Linked DNA regions of Homo sapiens: region 1 is linked to region 2. Evidence: chromatin loops called from intact Hi-C (ENCODE). Cell type or tissue: endothelial cell of umbilical vein. All regions are shown on one strand. Links, peaks and the distances in the headings refer to the core of each region. The heading gives the core; the rest is flanking DNA.

Region 1 (8,000 bases), core at 1-8,000, 51 kb after region 2:
TTTGGGAGGCTGAGGCAGGTGGATCACTTGAGGCCAGGAATTCAATACCAGCCTGGCCAACATGGTGAAACTCCATCCCCACTAAAAATACAAAAATCAGCCAGGCGCAGTGGCACGTGCCTGTTATCCCAGCTACTCAGGAGGCTGAGGCGGGAGAATCACTTGAACCCAGGAGGCAGAGGCTGCAGTGAGCTGAGATTGCGCAACTGCACTCCAGCCTGGATGACAGAGCGAGACTCTGTCTCAAAAAAAAAAGGCTGGGTGCGGTAGCTCACGCCTATAATCCCAGCACTTTGGGAGGCCGAGGTGGGCGGATCACTTGAGGTCAGGAGTTTGAGACCAGCCTGGCCAACATGAAACCCTGTCTCTATTAAAAATACAAAATTAGCTAGGAATAGTGGCACACGCCTGTAATCCCAGTTACTCAGGAGGCTGAGGCAGGAGAATCTCTTGAACCTGGGAGGTGGAGGTTGCAATGAGCCAAGATCGTGCCACTGCACTCCAGCCTGGGTGACAGAGTAAGACTCCATCTCAAAACATAAATAAATAAATAAATAAGTTAATATATGTAAAATTCATAGAATAGTCCCTGCTATATAGTAAGCAAAATCTAAGAATTTGCTACCACTGCTTTAGAATTATTATTGAAATTATTATCATCCATGTAGTTTTGTCATCTTAAACTACTAATTAGGCAACAAGCTGAGCATGGTGGCTGATGCCTGCAGTCCCAGGGCTTTGGGAGACTGGGGTTGGAGAACTGCTTGAGGCCAGGAGTTTGAGACCAGCCTGGACAACATAGCAAGACCCTGTCTCTACCAAAAAAATAAAGTCAAGAGTGGTGGTGTGCACCTACAGTCCTAACTAATGGGAGACTAAGGTGGGAGGATCACTTGAACCTGGGAGCTCAAGACTGCAGTGAGCTATGACGGCACCACTGTACTCCAGCCTGGGCGACAGAACGAGACCCTGTCTCTAAAAAAAAAAAAGACCAAAAAAAAGGAAAAGCAAACAATGTAAAGCATGTGAGCAATTAATACATGGTTTGTGAGGGTGCTGGTCATTTTGCGTTTGTTAGGAAACCACTGAATTAACTTAAATGTTCATTATTCACCAGGTGAGGGTGGTGGGTGGGAGCAGAACCAGTCTAGGGACAGCTATGGACAACGTTTTGAAAACTGGCACATTCCCAGGCTTGCTCCAAAGTGACAAGATCTCTGGTCAGAATTCACTGAATCCATCATCTCTCATATGATGTTGAATAAACACTTGTTCAACAAAAGAATACACAAACTAAGGAAAGGGAAAGCAGCAGTACAAATCCAAAACATGTGGAGTATGGACAGTGGAATGTTTCCCCAGATGTGGTTATCCTGAAAGCAAAGATGGGTCTCCAGGATTTATTCACATCAAAAGAAAAGACCAGTGAGGCCAGCTTCCATTACATCCATCCATCAGGATAGAAGACAGAGTCTGAGGAGCGCTCCCAATTAAAGAGAGGGAAGGATGCAAAATCAACCAATCGAGAACCATCTACACAGGAACCTGGGCAGGAAAGGACCTGGGGAGGAGGCTGAGAGACCAAGGGCTAGCCCTAGATCTGTCCATAATTACGTGACACTGGGCAAGTCCCCTGATGGCTCTTATGTGTGATAAAATAAAAAAGAAAAGGAGATTTAAAAAATAAAACTGACCAACCTGGGCAACATGGCGAAACCCTGTCCCTACAAAAAAAATTTAAAAATTAGCTGGGCATGGTGGTGTGCACCTGTGATCCCAGCTACTTGGGAGGATGACCTGGCAGGATCATCTGAGCCCGCGGTCGAGGCTGCAGTAAGCCATGATCCCCACCACTGCACTCCAGCCTGGGTGATACAGTGAGACCCTATCTCAAACAAACAAATAAATAAAAAGCAATAAACAATAAAAATAGTGAGCATGTATCAGTGCTTATGATGTGATAAGCCACTGACCATCATCTCAGGAATCCCCATAATAATCTGGAGAGTGGGTATTTCTTTCTTTCTTTTTTTTTTTTTTTTGAGATGGCGTCTCGCTCGGTCACTCAGGCTGGAGTGTAGTGGTGCAGTCTCGGCTCACTGCAACATCCGCCTCCCTGGTTCAAGCGATTCTCCTGCCTCAGCCTCCCAAGTAGCTGGGATTATAGGCGTCCGCCACCATGCCTGGCTAATTTTTGTATTTTTTGTAGAGACAGGGTTTCACCATGTTGGCCAGTCTGGTCTCAAAACTCCTGACCTCAGGAGATCTGCCCTCCTTGGCCTCCCTAAAGTGCTGGGATCACAGGCGTGAGCCACCGCACCCACCCAGTTCAAAACAAAGAACTGGGGCTCAGAGAGAACAAAAAATAGCTGATGCTTACTTACAGTTGGGCAACACTGTCAGTGCTTTTGAATACATTAACTCATTTATATCTCACAACAATGCTATGAAGTAGGGACTATTATTTTCAGATGAAGAAACAGGCACAGAGGGTCAGCCGGGCATGGTGGCTCATGCCTGTAATCCCAGCACTTTGGGTGGCCGAGATGGGCAGATCACTTGAGGTCATGAGTTCGAGACCAGCCTGGCCAAAATGGTGAAACCCCATCTCTACTAAAAATACAAAATTAGCTGGGTGTGATGGTGCACGCCTGTGATCCCAGCTACTTGGAAGGCTGAGGCAGGAGAATCGCTTGAACCCAGGAGGCGGAGGTTGCAGTGAGCCGAGAGTGTGCTGTTGCACTCCAGCCTGGGCAATAAGAGTGAAACTCTGGCTTAAAAAGAAAAAAAAAAAGAAAAGAAAAGAAAGAAAGAAACAGGCACAGAGGGGTTATGTAACTTGCCCAGGTCACACAGCAGGAACGCCCAACTCCAGAGAATGGACTCCCAATCACTAAGCTGTGCTGCCTAAGTTCACATAGCTGAGAGCACAAGCCAGGGCCAGGATTCAACCCAAGCTATTCCAAAGCTCTAAAGCAGAACTTTTTCTGCAATAAATCAGAAGAAGTAAACAGGCAGCTGGTAAATCATACATGGTAATTTTAGAAATTAGAATATTTTACATTAAAATCCTGCATTTCCAACTTCTTTCAAAAATCAGGAGTTCTGGCAGCTCTAGGCTCACATGCCTACATGATAACAACTGGCTGTAAATGGGCAGTGGCCACTCCTGTGAGATGGGACGTGGGTGCTCCGTTTCACCAGTCCCCAAACCCTACACTATTACACCTGGCTGACTTCCTCCACTGACCCCACCTGCCTGTCCCTGACAGCATCTGAGTTGCTACCCCAAAATGCTGGTAGCCAAAATCCTCTTCCTCATGTTCTATGACTCCATGGTACATGTAATGATAAAAATAAGAACTTGAAAATCTTTTGTAAAGGCTAAGACAGAAGTTCTAATAACTGGCTAAAAGTCTGCAGGAGGTCAAGAGGTCAGGAGTACTAAGATTGCTGGTTGGTGAATAAAGGAGATATGTGAGAGGCTGGAGGCAGAAGGAAAAGGATAAGGGAAGTTATCCTAAGGGTGCTGGGAGAGGGAAGCCACCACGGCGATCCTGTATGGAATCCAGTTCTCCTGTGCTTCCTTTTACCTGTTCGTAGTTTATGAACATGGCTCTCTCAAAACTGTTGGCTGCCCACTTCAGGAGGTTTGCGGACTGCTCTGGAGTCATGTAAACCAGCACACATTCAGCTATCAGGAGTGTTGGCAATCTTAAAGATAAGGAAAAAAAGGCACATAAATTTGTTATCATCAAGTCAGGACCCTCTAATTGTACACATGTTGCAGTATTGGTGGGGCGGTCCATGCCCCAGGGAACTCAGAAGGCCTGAGCAAGCACAGCCCCAGTCAGGACAGGAATACATGTGGAATACCGTCACAATCCGAGCTTTCTACTGTGAAAAGGTGAGCAGTGAGAAATGATTTGTGTGGCAATGAAAACATGTTGAGCATGTGTGGTGGATTGTAAAAATGGTTTCAAGTTCTCCCCTGCTGTGCACTCACACCACGCCAACATAACAATGCAGCTTCCCCCATTTGAGAGGTGTTTATTCTTCTACCCCTGGAATCTAGGCTGGTCATGAAACTTTTGCTTTGGTCAACAGGACAGTAGCAAACATGATGCAAGCAGAAGCTTTAAAGTCACTTGCACATTGGTGCTTGCTCTCTTGCTGCACTTGGAAAACTGAAACCACTGTGTGAAGGAACCCAAGCTAGCCTGCTATAGGGGGAGAAGACCTGTGGAAGAGAAGAAGGCATCCCAACTGACAGCCAGCCAGACCCTAGCTGGCCTGCCCACTGTCCACCTGACTGAACTCCAGAATATCAGCTAAACCCAACCACAAGCAGAACCATCCAGCTAAGCCCTGTCCAAACTGCAGAAGAACCTCCAGCTAAGTAAGGCCAACCCAAACTGCAGAAGAACATCCAGCTAAGCCCAGCCCAAACTGCAGAACACCCAGCTAAGCCCAACAAGAAACTGGTTGAAAAGAACATGGTATGCCCTACCCAATGAACTGCTATGCAGCTCATAAGTATGATGTTTCAGGGACTGTATTTATTGACACAAAAGCTATCCATGGTCCCCAGATTCAAGTGGCCTATCAGATGCTTCCCGGCACTTCTTCAAAGCAGATACCCCAAGAGTAATGAAACAATCGAATGTCATTAGCTATTTTATATTTCTTTTCCTTACACGATAATGTGTAAGCTGTTTTGTTCATAGTGAGTACCTGTACTTGACAGAATCTCGATTATTTGCTAAATGAGTGAATAGACAAATGAATGATTGTATGTGTACATATACACATATATATTAGATTCTTTTTTTTTTTTTTTTTTTGAGACAGAGTCTCATTCTGTCACCAGGCTGGAGTGGAGTGGCACGATCTCAGCTCACTGCAACTTCCGCCTCCTGGGTTCAAGCAGTTCCCCTGCCTTGGCCTCCCGAGTAGCTGGGACTATAGGCACACACCACCACGGACCCACCTAATTTTTGTATTTGTAGTAGAGACGGGGTTTCCCCATGTTGGCCAGGCTGGTCTCAATCTCTTGACCTCGTGATCCGCCCATCTTGGCCTCCCAAAGTGCTGGGATTACAGGCGTGAGCCACCGTGCCCAACCGATTCTTTTAAAAGTTCCAAAACTGGCTGGGTGCAATGGCTCACGCCTGTTAATTCCAACACTTTGGGAGGCGAAGGCAGTTAGATCGCTTGGGCTCACGAGTTCAAAACAAGCCTGGGCAATATGGTGAAACCTTGTCTCTACAAAAATTAAATGGGTGTGGTGGTGCACTGCTGTGGTCCCAGCTACTCAGGAAGCTGAGGTGGGAGGATCACTTGAGCCTGGGAGATTCATGCTGCAGTAAGCACAGATCACGCCACTGCACTCCAGCCTGGGTGACAGAGTAAGACCTTGTCTCCAAACAAAAAGTTCCAAAATTATACGCATAGCATAATCACATTTTAAAGAAAAACATATATTTACAAATTTTGGGATAAAATCTTTTAAGGTGGTTATCTCTAGGTATTGGGATTAGGAATTATTTTTATCTTCTCTTCGAGGAACCATCAAAATCATCAGCAACAATTAAAACTACAGAAATGAATAGCATTTCTCAGAGATTTCAGCATCTTCAACTGCTAACACTTACAGGTGGGTTCTATTAGTATTCACATTTTCACATTTTTCTTTTTCTTTTCTTTTCTTTTTTTTTTTTTTTGAGATGGAGTCTTGCTCTGTTGTCCAGGCTACAGTTCGATGTCATGATCTTGGCTCACTGCAACCTCTGCCTCCTGGGTTCAAGTGATTCTCCTGCCTCAGCCTCCTGAGTAGCTGGGGTACAGGCGCCCACCACCACGCCCAGCTGATTTTTTGTATTTTTAGTAGAGATGGGGCTTCAATATGCTGGCCAGGCTGGTCTCGAACTCCTGACCTCAGGTGATCTGCCCACCTCGGCCTCCCAAAGTGCTGAGATTACAGGCATGAGGCACCACGCCCAGCCTATAACTCACATTTTTCCGAAGAGGAAACAGATGCAGAGAAGTGAAGTAAGTTATCCAAAGTCATGGTCTAGTGCATATTCCTGTCAGGATTCAAACCTGTGCAGCTGGACTCGGTTCCCAGACTCATGAACTACAATGAACATCCTCCTTATGCATATATGCAAGATCTTCTCAAGGAGACACCCACGAAAGTGGAACTGCTATGTATGGTACACATACTTACAATGTTACTAGATACTTTCAGATTGCTCCTCACAGTAGTTGTACTGTGATAATGCCAGCAGTGGCATTATCATTCCCTATCCCCCACATCCTTGTCAACACTTGATATTGTCAGCTGTTACATTTTTGCCAACTTGGTGACAGTAAAATAGAATTTCATCTGATTATCACTGATGCCCAATACCTGTTTCATATGATATTCAGTTTCTTCTTTGAGCTGCCTGGTAATCTATATTTTGCCCATTTTTCTGAGGTTTTTTTTTTTAATAGTAGCTGTTCTTTATATATTCTGGATGCTAATCTTTTCTTTATATGTTACAAATATGTTTCTATCCATAAATTATCTTCTCTCAAACTTTTATATGAAATTAGGCACTAGTATTTTTACAAAGTAACACAGGTGATTCTGATGTAGAAACAGACTTGAACAGTATTGCTTTAAAAATTTCAGAAAACTACCCAGCACTTTGGGAGGCCAAGGCAGGCGGATCACCTGAGGTCGGGAGTTTGAGACCAGCCTGACTACATGGAGAAACCCCATCTCTACTAAAAATACAAACTTAGCCAGGCATGGTGGCGCATGCCTGTAATCCCAGCTACTCAAGAGGCTGAGGGCAGGAGAATCACTTGAACCTGGGAAGTGGAGGTTGCAGTGAGCTGAGATTGTGCCATTGCACTCAGCCTGGGCAACAAGAGCAAAACTCCACCTCAAAAAAAAAAAAAAGAATTTTTTTCAGAAAACTAGGTAGCAATGAAATGATAAAACTCTTAAAGAATAAAAAATGGAACATGAATATCATGCTGTACTTCCGACTGGCCTTATCTCATAATTAGCATAAAATCACAAATGCAGAAGAGGTTTAAAAAAAAAAATCTCACTGTGTATTCATGTTACATTTCTTTAGCTTCTCTTCCAGTTCAGACAGGTCTCGGAGATCTGCTCCAATAACGGCATATCTCTTTGAATCCAGTATGTGTCCATCTGCAAATGCAATCAGAGGCTATAATTTTAATGAATATGTCTTTTCCAAAGTTATAGTAGCCTTATGGTTTTTCCTTACTATAAAAATACATGCATCATTGTTAAAAAAAAAAAATACGTAAGAGGAGGGTAAAAATTAACCAAAATCCTATCTTCCAAAGATAACTATTCGTGTTTTGGTGTGTAACATTTCAGCCTTTTGTCCTATGTGCTTAAGTTATTATACACAACAAAAACACATCCCCTCTCATGCACATGGTGCGCACACACATACACACATCCTGAATAGAGAAAAGAAAATGGGACCACCCAATATGTGGTTTGAAAACTGCTTTTCCTACGTAACAACAGCATCAGGGACATCCTTCTGTATAATGATTTCATAGCATTCCATTGACTGGATAAAACATAACTTATTTAGCCAATCCCTCACTATGAGACATGGTATTTCTAAGTTTTCCCCATCTAGGCATTTAAGCACCCTTGTATAGACATCATGAAGCATCTGTCCAGTTATTTCTTTAAAGTAGATAGTATGAGTGGAATTAAGAGATCAGAGGGTAAGCCTATTTAAATATGGGGACCCATTAGCAGGCTGCTCTCTAAATGTTACGCCAATTTGTGTTATGTTTTAAAAAAGACAGTTTATGTACTAATGTATTTACAAATAAAATGACAGCATTTGCTTTGAAAGACTCCAGCAGAGGTGGGATGAAATGGTTATCTATAGTGATTATTCTCAGGCTTCAGTGGTCATCAGAATCAACTGGGTGGCGTGCTAAACCAGATT
Region 2 (12,822 bases), core at 1,087-9,086:
GGATACTCCCCAATGAGAGAGAAAGGGACCCCAAGACTCCCCATGTCACTTGAGAACCAAAGTGCCCCCCTAATGTAAAGAGCCCACCAATGAGCTTACCCATCCTCCAAAGGACATAGGACATTCAGTTGAGACTGGGCAGAGGACCTCAGCTCTGCCCAAAAGGACTTTGTCCAACACCCTGATAGCTCGAGACCAGCTACCCCAACTTGTCTGGCTCAGCTCTGGGCCCAGGCCCTCAGATAAGCTCCATGCACGGTTTGATTTGATTTGTTTTTTGTTTTTTGTTTTTTTTTTTGAGACAGGGTCTCCCTTTGTCACCCAGGCTGGAGTGCAATGGTGCAATCTCGGCTCACTGCAACCTCCGCCTCCTGGTTTCAAGCGATTCTTCTGCTTCAGCCTCCCAAGTAGATGGGATAACGGGGCTGCCACCACGCCCGGCTAATTTTTGTATTTTTGGTAGAGACGGGGTTTCACCATGTTGGCCAGGTTGGTCTCGAACTCCTGACCTCAGGTGATTCACCTGCCTCGGCCTCCCAAAGTGCTGGGATTACAGGCGTGAGCCACTGCGCCTGACCTCCATGCATGGTTTGAAAGCACCAGCCAGTGCTCAGACTCCACAGGTTGGGAAGAGGGGCAGCCAGGCCTACTTGGCCTCAAGTAGCTTAGCCTGGGCTCTGCTGAGATACACAGATGAAGTCAGGGTGAGGCGGCTTCCCAGGGGAGCCCCAAAGGGGAGAGAAACTGTCACCCAGAGCATGGCTCTATCAGGAGGGCCAGGTGACGAAAACCACACATTTCCTGGTTTACACTCATTAGCAATAAAACAATCAAGACACATTCATTCATTCATTCATTGTTCACTCAGCATATATTTCTCTGACACTTACTGTGTGCCAGGGGCTGTGCTGGGTGCTTATAACTTACATACATAGCTTATCCTGGATCCAGTGAACAACCTCAAAGTCAGTGTCTGGCACGCAATAGGTGCTGAATAAATATTTGTCAAAAAAGCCAAACAGAGAGGCAGTATTTGCAGTGCCAAAGAGATGGTCTTTCCAGCCAGCTGGCCTGGGTTCAAAGCTCAACTCTGCCACTGAAGAGCTGTGTGGCATTGGCAAAGTTACATAACCTCTCTGTGCCTCAATGATCTCTGCCTGATAAAGCTATTGCAAAGATATTAAGAATTAATATTTGTACAGCCCATAGTAGTATCTATGTAGTTAGCATTCAAAAAACATCAGCTATTATTATTACTCATATTTATACCACTGCACACAGAGGCTTCAGCAACTTGCTGTGGTCACCCTGCTAAGAAGTGATAAAGGTTGCCTTCAATCTCAGATCCGTCCAAAGGGAAGATCATGTACTTTTTGTTTCACTTGCAGCCTCCCTTGGACGTCTAAAGAGATGTGGTTTGTTTTTTGTTTGTTTGTTTGTTTGTTTGTTTTTTGGAGATGGAGTCTCACTCTGTTGCCCAGGCTGGAGTGCAGTGGCACAATCTCGGCTCACTGCAACCTCTCCCTCCCAGTTCAAGCAATTCTCCTGCCTCAGCCTCCGAAGTAGCTGGGACCACAGGTGCCTGCCCCCACGCCCAGCTAATTTTTGTATCTTTAGTAGAGACAGGGTTTCACCCTGTTGGCCAGGCTGCTCTCCAACTCCTGACCTCAGGTGATCCACCCGCCTCAGCCTCCCAAAGTGCTGGGATTACAGGCGTGAGCCACTGCACCCGGCCTAAAGAGATGTTAAAGCTCTTTTCCATTCTGGTTTTCTCAGAAATAGTATTTCTGTTTCCTCATTCAGATCTATTTTTTGAGTGAGATTTAATACAGACCAACCATGTCCCAGATCACCCTGCCAGGCACCCCACTCAAGATCTTCGTCGTGATGGCTGGCTCTCCTGGGAACCAGCAGCCATGTCCACAGACCTCCCCATTGAGCCTCTACCCAGACGAGAGCTAAGCCAGAGAAGCCTGTCCCTTTCCCTGCCCCTCCTTCTTGATCACCTCTTGACAAGCCAGGACCACTGCAGATCTCTGCATACCCAGGTGGGAAAACCTGGCTCAGGTCTTCTATGCATTTCTGCTTTCCCTAAAACCCCCTTCTAGTGGTAACAATAACACAGCAACCAATGCCTGTTGTATGTTTGGTGTGTGCCAGGCGCTCTACTTCATTTAATTCTCATGACTTCCGCATGAGGCACTTGGATTTGAGCGCTGGAGCCAGACAGCTTGTTCTTGACTCCCGCCTCTGCCACTTTCTGGCCCTCTAAGCTTGGACAGATTACATGGCCTTTCACTTTTGCAGCTGTACAATGGGGCTAATAACAGGACCTACCCCACAAGGCTTTTGTGAGGATTAAATAACTAATATCTATAAAGTAATTAGACTAGTGCCTGGTACATGGTTAGCAATATAGATATGTTGGCTTGAAAAAAAAAACATTTAAAAGCTACTATTCCCATTTTATAGGCGGGGAACTTTGGGTTTAGAGAGTAACTTGCCAGCCAGGCATGGTGTCTCATGCCTGTAATCCCAAAACTTTGGGAAGCCAAGGCAGGAGGATCGCTTGAGACCAGGAGTTCAAGACTAGCCTGGGCAACATAGTGAGACCCCATCTCTACAACAAAATTTAAAAATTAGTTGGGTGCTGCGGCGCATGCCTGTGATCCAGCTACTCAAAAAGAGAATGACTTGCTCAAAGTCACAAGCTCACAGGCTGCGGGGTCTGGAGTTGACCCCAGTCTGACTCCCAACCCCATAGTTATCCAGAGCGCTCCTTGAAATCCCGAATACGTATGCGCCCAGGGGTCCTTGACAACGCCTTTGCTTTCCACACCCAGTGCCCCAAGTCAGCATCAGGCTGAATCCTCAGAGCTGGTCTCACCTGATATTCCCCAGCGTGGCAATCACGAGCCCCAAAGCCAGCCCGTGGGCCAGGGCCGGCTGCAGCAGCCCAGTGTCCGTCCCATTCTCAATGACCGACAGGCACCCGATGAAGATGAAGAGAGCAGAGCCCAGCAGTTCGACCAGACATGGCTGCACAAACCGTTCGTACCAGGACACTCGCCACCTGCCACCCACGCTCGGCTCCCTGGCCTTGTCATTGCCAAATTCAGGCTCACACATGGCTATCTGCCGTAGGGAAAAAGGGACAGAGGACACGGGTGGGAGGCAAGTCCAGATATAGAAGGCCCCGACCCCCAACCTTGAATTAATTCACAGCCCCCCTTGCTCTGCCAGCCTGGAGAGGAAGATGCCGACAGAGGGCTCACCTCTCCAGACATCAGGATCAGATGGCACAAACATCGGACTCTTGCCTGAGCTGCTGGGAAACCTGCACCTGCTGTGCAAGATACTCTTATCTCCTAGGGACAGGACCTGCTGATCACACTATGGGCTCTGCCCCTTTTAAAGGGCTGCAGAGGCTCAATGCTGGTGCAGAGAAAGCAATAAACCTCAGGTAGGAGGCGGCTCTGAGGCCCAGAAGAGGAAATTTTTTTAAATCTCAACAGGGCAGGGTGAGGGAGTCAGGGATTGCTGAACTTTCCGCCAGTGAGGGAAAAACACGCCAGCTTGGCTGTGTCATCTGGGAGCACACTCCAGGCTGTAGAAGGTGGGAGATGGGTCCAGCACCCCAGCTCCCCACGGTCCAAAGCAGAACAGCACATGTTAGTGGGCCCCACTGGGTTGGAACCTCACATGTTAAGAAACAGCAAACAGCCAGGTGCAGTGGCTCACGCCTGTAATCCCAGCACTTTGGGAGGCCGAGGCAGGTGGATCACGAGGTCAGGAGATTGAGACCATCCTGGCTAACACGGTGAAACCCCGTCTCTACTAAAAATACAAAACTCAGCCGGGCGTGGTGGTGCACGCCTGTAATCCCAGCTACTTGGGGGGCTAAGGCAGGAAAATCATTTGAACCTGGGAGACGAAGATTGCGCAGAGCCAAGATTGTGCAACTGCACTCCAGCCTGGGCAACAGAGCAAGGCTCTGAAAAAAAAAAAAAAGGAAAGAGAAAGAAGAAAGAAAGACAGAGAAAGAAAGAAAGGAAAGAAAAGAAAGAAAGAAAGAAAGAAAGAAAGAAAGAAAGAAAGAAAGAAAGAAAGAAAGAAAAAGAAAGAAAGAAAGAAAGAAAGAAAGAAAGAAAGAAAGAAAGAAAGAAAGAAAAAGAAAGAAAAAGAAAGAAAGAAAAGAAGGAAGGAAAGAAAGAAAGAAAGAAAGAAAGAAAGAAAGAAAGAAAGAAAGAAAGAAAAAAGAAAAAGAAAGAAAAGAAGGAAGGAAGGAGAAAGAAAGAGAGGGCGTGTTGGTGTTTGCCTGTAATCCCAGCTACTCAGGAGGATGAGGCATGAGAATCACTTGAACCCAGGACCCAGAGGTTGCAGTGAGCCAAGATCGCGCCACTGCACTTCAGCCTCAGAGTGAGACCCTGTCTAAAAAAAAAAAAAAAAAAAAGAAAGAAAGAAAGAAAAAAGAAAAGAAAGAAACAGCAATCCCATTTTCAATTATTTTTCCAATGAGTCCCACAGCTTCAAACACCTGCAGTCACCGTGACAGCCTGAGCCAGGACTGAGTGTATAGATGACGATCCTTCACAGACAGAGGCAGCAGAGACTGGCAAGAGGTAATGCAATGCAGCGGCAAGACCCATGAACTTTGGAAATAGGCTGCCTGGCGTTCAATCCCAGCTCTGCTGTAAACTAGCTATGTAACCCTTGGGCACATGACTTGGCCTCTCTGGGCCTTTGTTTTCTCATCTGTTAGGTGTGGATGTTAGTGGTTTCACCATGTCATAGGGTCGTTGGGAAGTTTAAATGAGATAATACGGGTAAAGTGCTCAGGACAGTGCTAGACACACAATACCAGTGTCCACTAATTTACAATACATGCTTAGCTGTAACTAATAGCTAATAGTGAGCACTTTCTATGTGCCAGGCACTGGGGCTAAGTGCCTTCTATTATCTCATTTAAACCTCACTGCCACCCTGTGAAGCAGGTACTATTATTACAACCATTTCACAGACGAGGAAGTGGAGTGTCAGGAAGATTGAGTTTCCCAAGATTACACAGCTTATATGATCACAGAACTTGTGGGCTGTCACAAAAGGATAAATACTGTATCTGATTCCACTTGTATGAAGTACCTAGACTAGTCAAATTCATAGAGACAGAAGTAGAATGGTGGTTTCCACGGCCCGAGGGGAAGGGAGAATGAAGAGTTTGTGTTTAGCGGGTACAGATTTCCTGTTTGGGAGGAAAGTTTTGGGATGGATGATACAGTGGCACAACAATGTGAAGTACTTAATGTCACTGAAATGTACACTTAAAAATGGTTCCAAATGCTGGGTGTGCTTGGCTCACACCTGTAATCTCAGCACTTTGGGAGACCAAGGCAGGAGGATCACTTGATTTTAGGAGTTTGACACCAGTCTGGCCACATGGTGAAACCCTGTCTCTACTAAAAATACAAAAATTGGCTGGGTGTGGTGGTGCACGCCTGTAATCCCAGCTACTTGGGAAGCTGAGGCAGGAGAATCGCTTGAACCTGGGGGGCAGAGGTTGTAGTGAGCTGAGATCACACCACTACACTCCAGCCTGGGTGAGAGGATGAGACTCCATCTCAAAAAAAAAAAGGTTAAAATGGCATATTTTATTTTATGTGTATCTTGCCACAATTGAAAAAAAATACTTGTGAGCTAACCCACTACACTCTACTGCCTTTCTAAGAGAGATGGATGGATGGATGGATGGATGGATGGATGGATGGATGGATAAGTGGATGGATGGGTGGATGCATGGATGGATGGGTGGATGGATGGATGGATAGATAGATGGTTGGGTGGGTGGGTGGGTGGATGGATGGATGGATGGATGGATGGATGGATAGATGGGTGGGTGGATGGATGAATGGATGGATGGATGGATGGATGGTTGGAAAGAAGGGAAGAAAGAAAGGAAGGGAGGGAGGAAGGAAGGGAGAAAGGAAGGAGGAAGGAAAGAAAATGAGATGAGTTCCTTATTCATTCATTCACTCACCAAACATTTAAATAGCTGCTGCAAGCCAGTCACTGTTCTAAGCTGGCTGGAGATGTAGCAGTGAACAAGACAGGCAAAATCCTGCTCTGTCTCATAGCTTTATCTTTGAGTGTTTGTATGCACTGATAGAGAAGTCAAGCTAGAGCTAACGGAATTTTAATGCTCATTTCTGACATTTCTCAACTACTCACTACATCTCCAACACCATGCTAAACACTCGGTATATATTCGTAAACCCCTTTGAGATAAGTCCTATCACTTATTATCACCATCTTCAGATGATAAAAACGAGGCACAAAGAAGTTAAGAACTCACCCATGGCTGTGTACATAAAAATATCTGCTTCAGGACAGAAGTGGACATATCTAGAGAAGAGCGTGACAGTTTGTTGACAGCCCATGTCAGCGAGAGGCCCAGGAATACAGGGTCTCTGCCAAATATCTGCACCTCTAGGAAGGTTATTTTTAGCCCTGTTCTCTACCTCCTCCATATCCCACAGCACATCATACAAGATGTTTCTTAGACCCTTCCTTCCACATCCTATAAATAGCAACATAAGATAGTCTGACCCAAGGCTTCCCCATCCCCCTCATTATTTGCTCAAATCCTGCCAGTACTGCTTCCAGAATAATTCTCTCTTGTTTTCACCCATGCCTTCATCTGTTCTTGCTTAGTCCCTTGAACAAAGAAAAACTAAGCTGGATGCACTGGCTCGCACCTGTAATCCCAGCACTTTGGGAGGCCAACGCGGGCAGATCACAAGGTCAGGAGTTCAAGACCAGCCTGACCAACATGGTGAAACCCCATCTCTACCAAAAATACAAAAATTAGCTGGGCATGGTGGCACACGCCTGTAATCCCAGCTACTCAGGAGGCTGAGGCAGGAGAATCGCTTGAACCTGGAAGACGGAGGTTGCAGCGAGCCGAGATCACACCACAGCACTCCAGCCTGGGCCACAGAGCGACACTCCATCCCACCCCCCCACCCCCCAAAAAATGGATTCTTTGCTCACATAATAGTCCATGACAGGCTCGTCTCCAAATGGTGACTCAGGGATCCAGGCCACTTCCATCTTGGAGCTGCCCCATCTAGGTCCTCAGATCTTCTCCAGCAAAATGGGAAAAAGAGAATGTGGAGGGCTGTGCAGGAAATTATTATGGGCTAGGCCTAGAAATACCATATATCCCTCTCACCTATATTTGATGGGCTCAAACTCAGTCACGTGGCTTCACCTGACTGCAATCGAGCCTGGGAATTGTAGTCTAGCCCTGTGCCCAGGAGGAAAAAGAAAGGCATTTTATGAATATCGAGCAATTTCTGCCACATACTAGAAATTGTTGCTTTCCCAGAGACCATGGTTCTAGTTGAGTTTTTCCCTGAATTAAATCATTCAGTGTGTCCCATGGTTCCAAGACAAACCCAGACTCCCTTAGCTAGCCACAGAGACTTCAGTTCCTAGCCCCTGAATCATCTCTTGCCACATGAACCCTAAACAATTTATCAGATAAGCTATGTACCCTCACCCGGCCTTGTCCATGCCAGTCCCTCTGTTTGGAGTCCTTGTTTGCCCTCTTGGCCAACTTCTACTCCTCATTCAGATCTCAGATCAGATATTATGTCCTCTCTGATGCCTGGGCAAACTACCTATTGGTCCTCTAAAAACACCCTTCCCTTGCTCAAGGCAAGGTTGGATTCCATAACTCCAAAACTAGGCCAGTGCAGCGGCTCATGCCTGTAATCCCAGCACTTTGGGAGGCCAAGGCGGGTGAATCACAAGGTCAGGAGATCGAGACCATCCTGGCTAACACAGTAAAACCCCATCTCTCCTAAAAATACAAGAAATTAGCCGGGCATGGTGGCACGCGCCTGTAGTCCCAACTACTCAGGAGGCTGAGGCAGGAGAATTGCTTGAACACGGGAGGTGGAGATTGCAGTGAGCCAAGATTGCACCACTGCACTCCAGCCTTGGCAACAGAGCAAGAGTCCGTCTTAATTAAAAAAAGAAAAAAAAAAGGAAAGAAAAAGAAAACTAGTGGCTTCCAGGGAAAACCTGAATGCCATTCAGACAAAACAACATATTTCCACTACATGAGAGTTTTAGAGTATGTCCTGATGTCCTCATACACAATATACTGTCTCTCAAAACCACTGAAAAACCTAGTGGGCTAAGGAGATACTGTCTTCCTAAAAAATTCTTTGGCTGGCAAACTTCCTAGTTTTCCAAATCCAGGTCTGGTTAACAGGACCAAGGCTTCTAATCTTTATCCCTGTTTGGTTGGCAAGACTTCTCTGCATCTATACCTGTCTGCCATCCCCCACCAGGTCCAGATGGAGTGTAGAAACAGGTCACATTTTACCCTGGCATCTCACCTTTCCCTTCTCTCTTGCCTTGATGGCTGCACTGTTGTGCCAGATGTGACGCTGCTGCTGTGGCAGCCATCTTGGACCGTATATATAGGCCAGATGTAGTGGCTCACCCTTGTAATCCCACCATTTTGGGAGGCCGAGGCAGGTTCATTACCTGAGGTCAGGAGTTTGAGACCAGCCTGGCCATATAGTGAAACCCCGTCTCTATTAAAAATACAGACATTAGGCCGGGCGCGGTGGCTCACGCCTGTAATCCCAGCACTTTGGGAGGCCGAGGCGGGCGGATCACGAGGTCAGCAGATCGAGACCATCCCGGCTAAAACGGTGAAACCCCGTCTCTACTAAAAATACAAAAAATTAGCTGGGCGTAGTGGCGGGCGCCTGTAGTCCCAGCTACTTGGGAGGCTGAGGCAGGAGAATGGCATGAACCCGGGAGGCGGAGCTTGCAGTGAGCCGAGATCCCGCCACTGCACTCCAGCCTGGGTGACAGAGCGAGACTCCGTCTCAAAAAAAAAAAAAAAAAAAAAAAAAAATACAGACATTAGTGGGGCGTTGTGGCACACACCTGTAGTCCCAACTACTCAGGAGGCTGAGGCAAGAGAATCACTTGGACCTGGGAAGCAGCAATTGCAGTGAGCCAAGATCACATCATTGCACTCCAGCCTGGGCAACAGAGCAAGACTCCATCTTAAAAAAAAAAAAAAAAAAAAAAAAAAAAAATATATATATATATATATATATATATATATATATATATATATATATAAAATAAAATAAATATATATATAATATAAAATATATAGATATAAAAATATATATATATATGATTGTAAAACCTAAGACCAGTACTTGAGCTATTCTGCAGACCCTGTACTTGATGGATCAGCTAGCACCACCACCTAGATGGATAAACTGGCTCATGTGATCTTGTGGGCTCCCTCAGGAACTGACTCAGCGCAAGGAGACAGCTTCAACTCCATATAATTTCATCTCTGACCAATCAGCACTCCTGACTCACCGGCTTACTCCCACCCACCAAGTCGTCCTTAAAAACTCTGACCCCTGAATGCTTGGGGAGACTGATTTGAGTAATAATAAACTGGTCTTCTGCACAGCCAGCTCTGCGTGAATTACTCTTTCTCTATGGCAATTTCCCTATCTTGATAAATTGGCTCTGTCTAGGCAGCGGGCAAGGTGAACCTGCTGGGAGGTTATGTAATTATTTAAGAATGAAATACAAATATAAATAAAATATGTTTTTAATGTACTTGTCTTATTCAGTGTATGTGTATTATTGTCTGTACAATATATGTGAATGTTTTGTGTACATGTGGGGTTTTTTTACAAATGGCTACTAAGTTGTTAGAACATAAGAACTTTTTAAGTGTTTTGCACCTAATTCCTTAATAAATAGAGCTATTAGGTATTTTTTTTGGGGGGGGCCTCCGCACAGAGTGAACCAAGAAAGTTTGGGGTCCTCTGAATTAAAGAATTTATGTTCTTGTATTTCAAGTACTTGCAGAAGAGAACAGTTCTTGCAGATACATCATCCCCAAATTCCAGAGATACTGGGTTTCAGGTTAATAACTTCTCAAAGCTAGACACCATTTATAATGCAGAGACTTGACAATTTAGGCTGTGCTCTGTGGACAACCACAGAAACTTAAAGCAGAACCTGTCATTCTCTTCTGAAACTGCTTTCTTTCCATCTCGGTAGATTTGCAATTGTATTCAATGTATTACCACTTGGAGCTCAGGGCAACTAGCCATTGGAAGTAAGTCTAGTTTTCACCTTTCTGTCTTCTCAAACTGCAAGATTGAGAAGACATTTCTCAACTACTCACTACATCTCCAACACCATGCTAAACACTCGGTATGTATTTGTAACCCCCCTTTGAGATAAGTCCTATCACTTATTATCACCATCTTCAGATGATAAAAACGAGGCACAAAGAAGTTAAAGAACTCACCCATGGATGGATGGATGGATGGATGGATGGATGGATGGATGGAAGTTTGCACCTGAGCAACTTCCTTCCTCAGAGAAGTCACCAGCTCTTTCTATTCTCCCCTGCAGTGTCAAGGTCAAGGTGTTGAACGTCTTTCGAGTCACGAGTAACCAGTTATATTGGCTATTTCAGAATGCTTTACAGCCAAAAAGTCCTTGAACGAAGGAAGAAGTCCACTAAGTCTCATCAGCAAGGGTCCAGCTTCTCTTCATCTGCATGTTTTGAACAATAAAAATGACTACCACTTTCTGAGAACCTACTGAGAGCTTGGCACTCCGTCTTCCTTTTCTATCTCTTTTATCCTTTTTATCTACATCCAAATTAAATAACTCTACAGAAGAAAAAATCCAAATGATCAATAAACAGACAAAAAAAAACCTTAATCTCTGCAATAGCCAGAAAAAAATTCAAATTAAAGCAACAGAAATAACATTTTCACCATTAGATTGGTAGAAAGACTTTTTTAACTGATTAACATACAGTGCTGACAAAGAAGGGGAAAACAGGCCAGGCGCAGTGGCTCATGCCTGTAATCCCAGCACTTTGGGAGGCCGAGGCTGGCAGATCGCCTGAGGTCAGGAGCTCAACACTAGCCTGGCCAACATGGTGAAACCCTGTCTCTATGAAAAATACAAAAATCAGCCAGGCGTGGTGGCTCACGCCTGTAGTCCTAGCTACTTGGGAGGCTGAGGCAGGAGAATTGCTTGAACTTGGGAGGTGGAGGTTGTAGTGAGCCGAGATTGCATCACTGCACTCCAGCCTGGGCAACAGAGTGAGACTCCATCTCAAAAAAAAAAAAAAAAAAAGAAAAAGAAAAGAAAAAAAAGATGGGGAAACAGGAAAACTTATACATTGCTGGTGGAAGTGGGAATTGCTACAATATTTTGTAACACCATCTTGAAATGTTTATTGTTAAATACTTAGATATACACACCCTTGACCCAGCAAACCTCAAACTGGGAGTTCTAGCTACAGAAATAAAAGCTCCAGTAGGTGAGAATATAATTACAGGTACATTGTCTTCATCTTTTTATTTATTTATTTATTTATTTTATTTTTTTGAGATAGGGTTTCACTTCCATCACTCTGGCTGGAGTGGAGTGGTGTGATCTCGGGTCACTGCAACCTCCACCGCCTGGGCCCAAGCATTCCTCCCACCTCAGCCTCCCGAGTAGTTGGGACCACAGGTACACACCACCAGGCCCGGTTAATTTTGTTTCTGTATTTTTTGTACAGACAGGGTCTCACTATGTTTTCCAGGCTGGTCTTGAACTCCTGAGCTCAAGCAATCCACCTGCCTGGGCCTCCCAAAGGGCTAGGATTACAGGCATGAGCCACTACACCTGGCCAACTTCATCATTGTTCATCATAGGAAAAAAAAAAAAAAAAGATGAATGTCTACTTTCAGTGTCCTGAACATCCCATAGTTTCTCCCACTGTTCAAGTCTTCAGACAGTCTACTTCTTTTACCCAAACTGCTCCCTAATGCTGATGACAACCTACCCATCTTTCAAGTCTCAACTAAGAAAAAATAATTTTTGGGGGCTGGGCAAGAAAGTGAGACCCCATCTCTACAGATTAAAAATTAAAAAGCTGGTCAGGCTTGGTAGCATGTGCCTGTAGTCCCAGCTACATGGGAGGCTGAGGCAGGAGGATCATTTCAGTCCAGGAGGCCAAGGTTGAAGTTAGCCATGTTTGGGCCACTGCACTCCAGCTTGGGTGACAGAGTGAGAGCCTGTCTCAAACAAAAAACAACAACAAAAAATATATATATATGATTTTCTTGTTTTTTTTCTAATAACTTTATTGAGACATAATTGATATACTGCACATAAGATAAAAGGATAAAAAGATGATGATTTTTTTCTTTCTGAGACAGAGTCTCACCATATCGCCCAGGCTGGAGTGCAGTGGTGCGATCTCGGCTCACTGCAGTCTCCGCCTCCTGGGTTCAAGCGATTCTCCTGCCTCAGCCTCCCGAGTAGCTGGGACCACAGGTGCCCACCACCATACCCAGCTAATTTTTGTATTTTTAGTAGAGATGGGGTTTCCCCATGTTGGCCAGGCTGCTCTCTAACTCCTGAGCTCAGGAGATCTGCACATCTTGGTCTCCCAAAGTGCTGGGATTACAGACCAAGAAATGATAATGTTTTGAAAGGGAGAAAGAGAGAAAGCATCATGGGAAATGCAAATCACGTGTATTGGTTAGCAATTGGATGGATCTCACAAACATAAAGTGAAAGAAGCCAGACACAAAGGAGTACATACTGTGGATTCTAAAACCCAGAAAGAAGCAAAGCTGGCCACACTACTAGCTTTAGGAGTTAGTTACTGCCCAGGGCACATGGAGAGTTTTGGGGTGCTACCTCTATTTCTTGGTGCGGATGCTGGCTACGTGGGTGAGTTCA

The links. A loop is a pair of places that touch in the nucleus more often than their neighbours do. Peaks named below come from ENCODE experiments on the same cell type or tissue, not always from the same donor. Only the 100,000 strongest peaks of a DNase experiment are listed, where the experiment ranks them.
Region 1: a loop joins it to region 2, with 2.3 times the contacts of the local background. A loop is called at or near these places in 2 of 110 quality-filtered maps.

The regions. Positions count from the first base shown.
Region 1 is chr16:25,160,312-25,168,311 of GRCh38, reverse strand. LCMT1 (leucine carboxyl methyltransferase 1) reads right to left here. Exons shown (of 11, transcript NM_016309.3): 6 at 7,108-7,210; 7 at 3,594-3,714. Among named protein-coding and RNA genes, the nearest start is that of LCMT1-AS2, 15 kb to the right of the region's middle. In endothelial cell of umbilical vein, for the core only: no CTCF peak of the experiment used is centred there; no DNase peak of the experiment used is centred there.
Region 2 is chr16:25,207,511-25,220,332 of GRCh38, reverse strand. AQP8 (aquaporin 8) reads right to left here and starts at 3,386. Exons shown (of 6, transcript NM_001169.3): 1 at 3,276-3,386; 2 at 2,888-3,135. The coding sequence starts at 3,287. In endothelial cell of umbilical vein, for the core only: no CTCF peak of the experiment used is centred there; no DNase peak of the experiment used is centred there; H3K27me3 peaks cover 146 bases.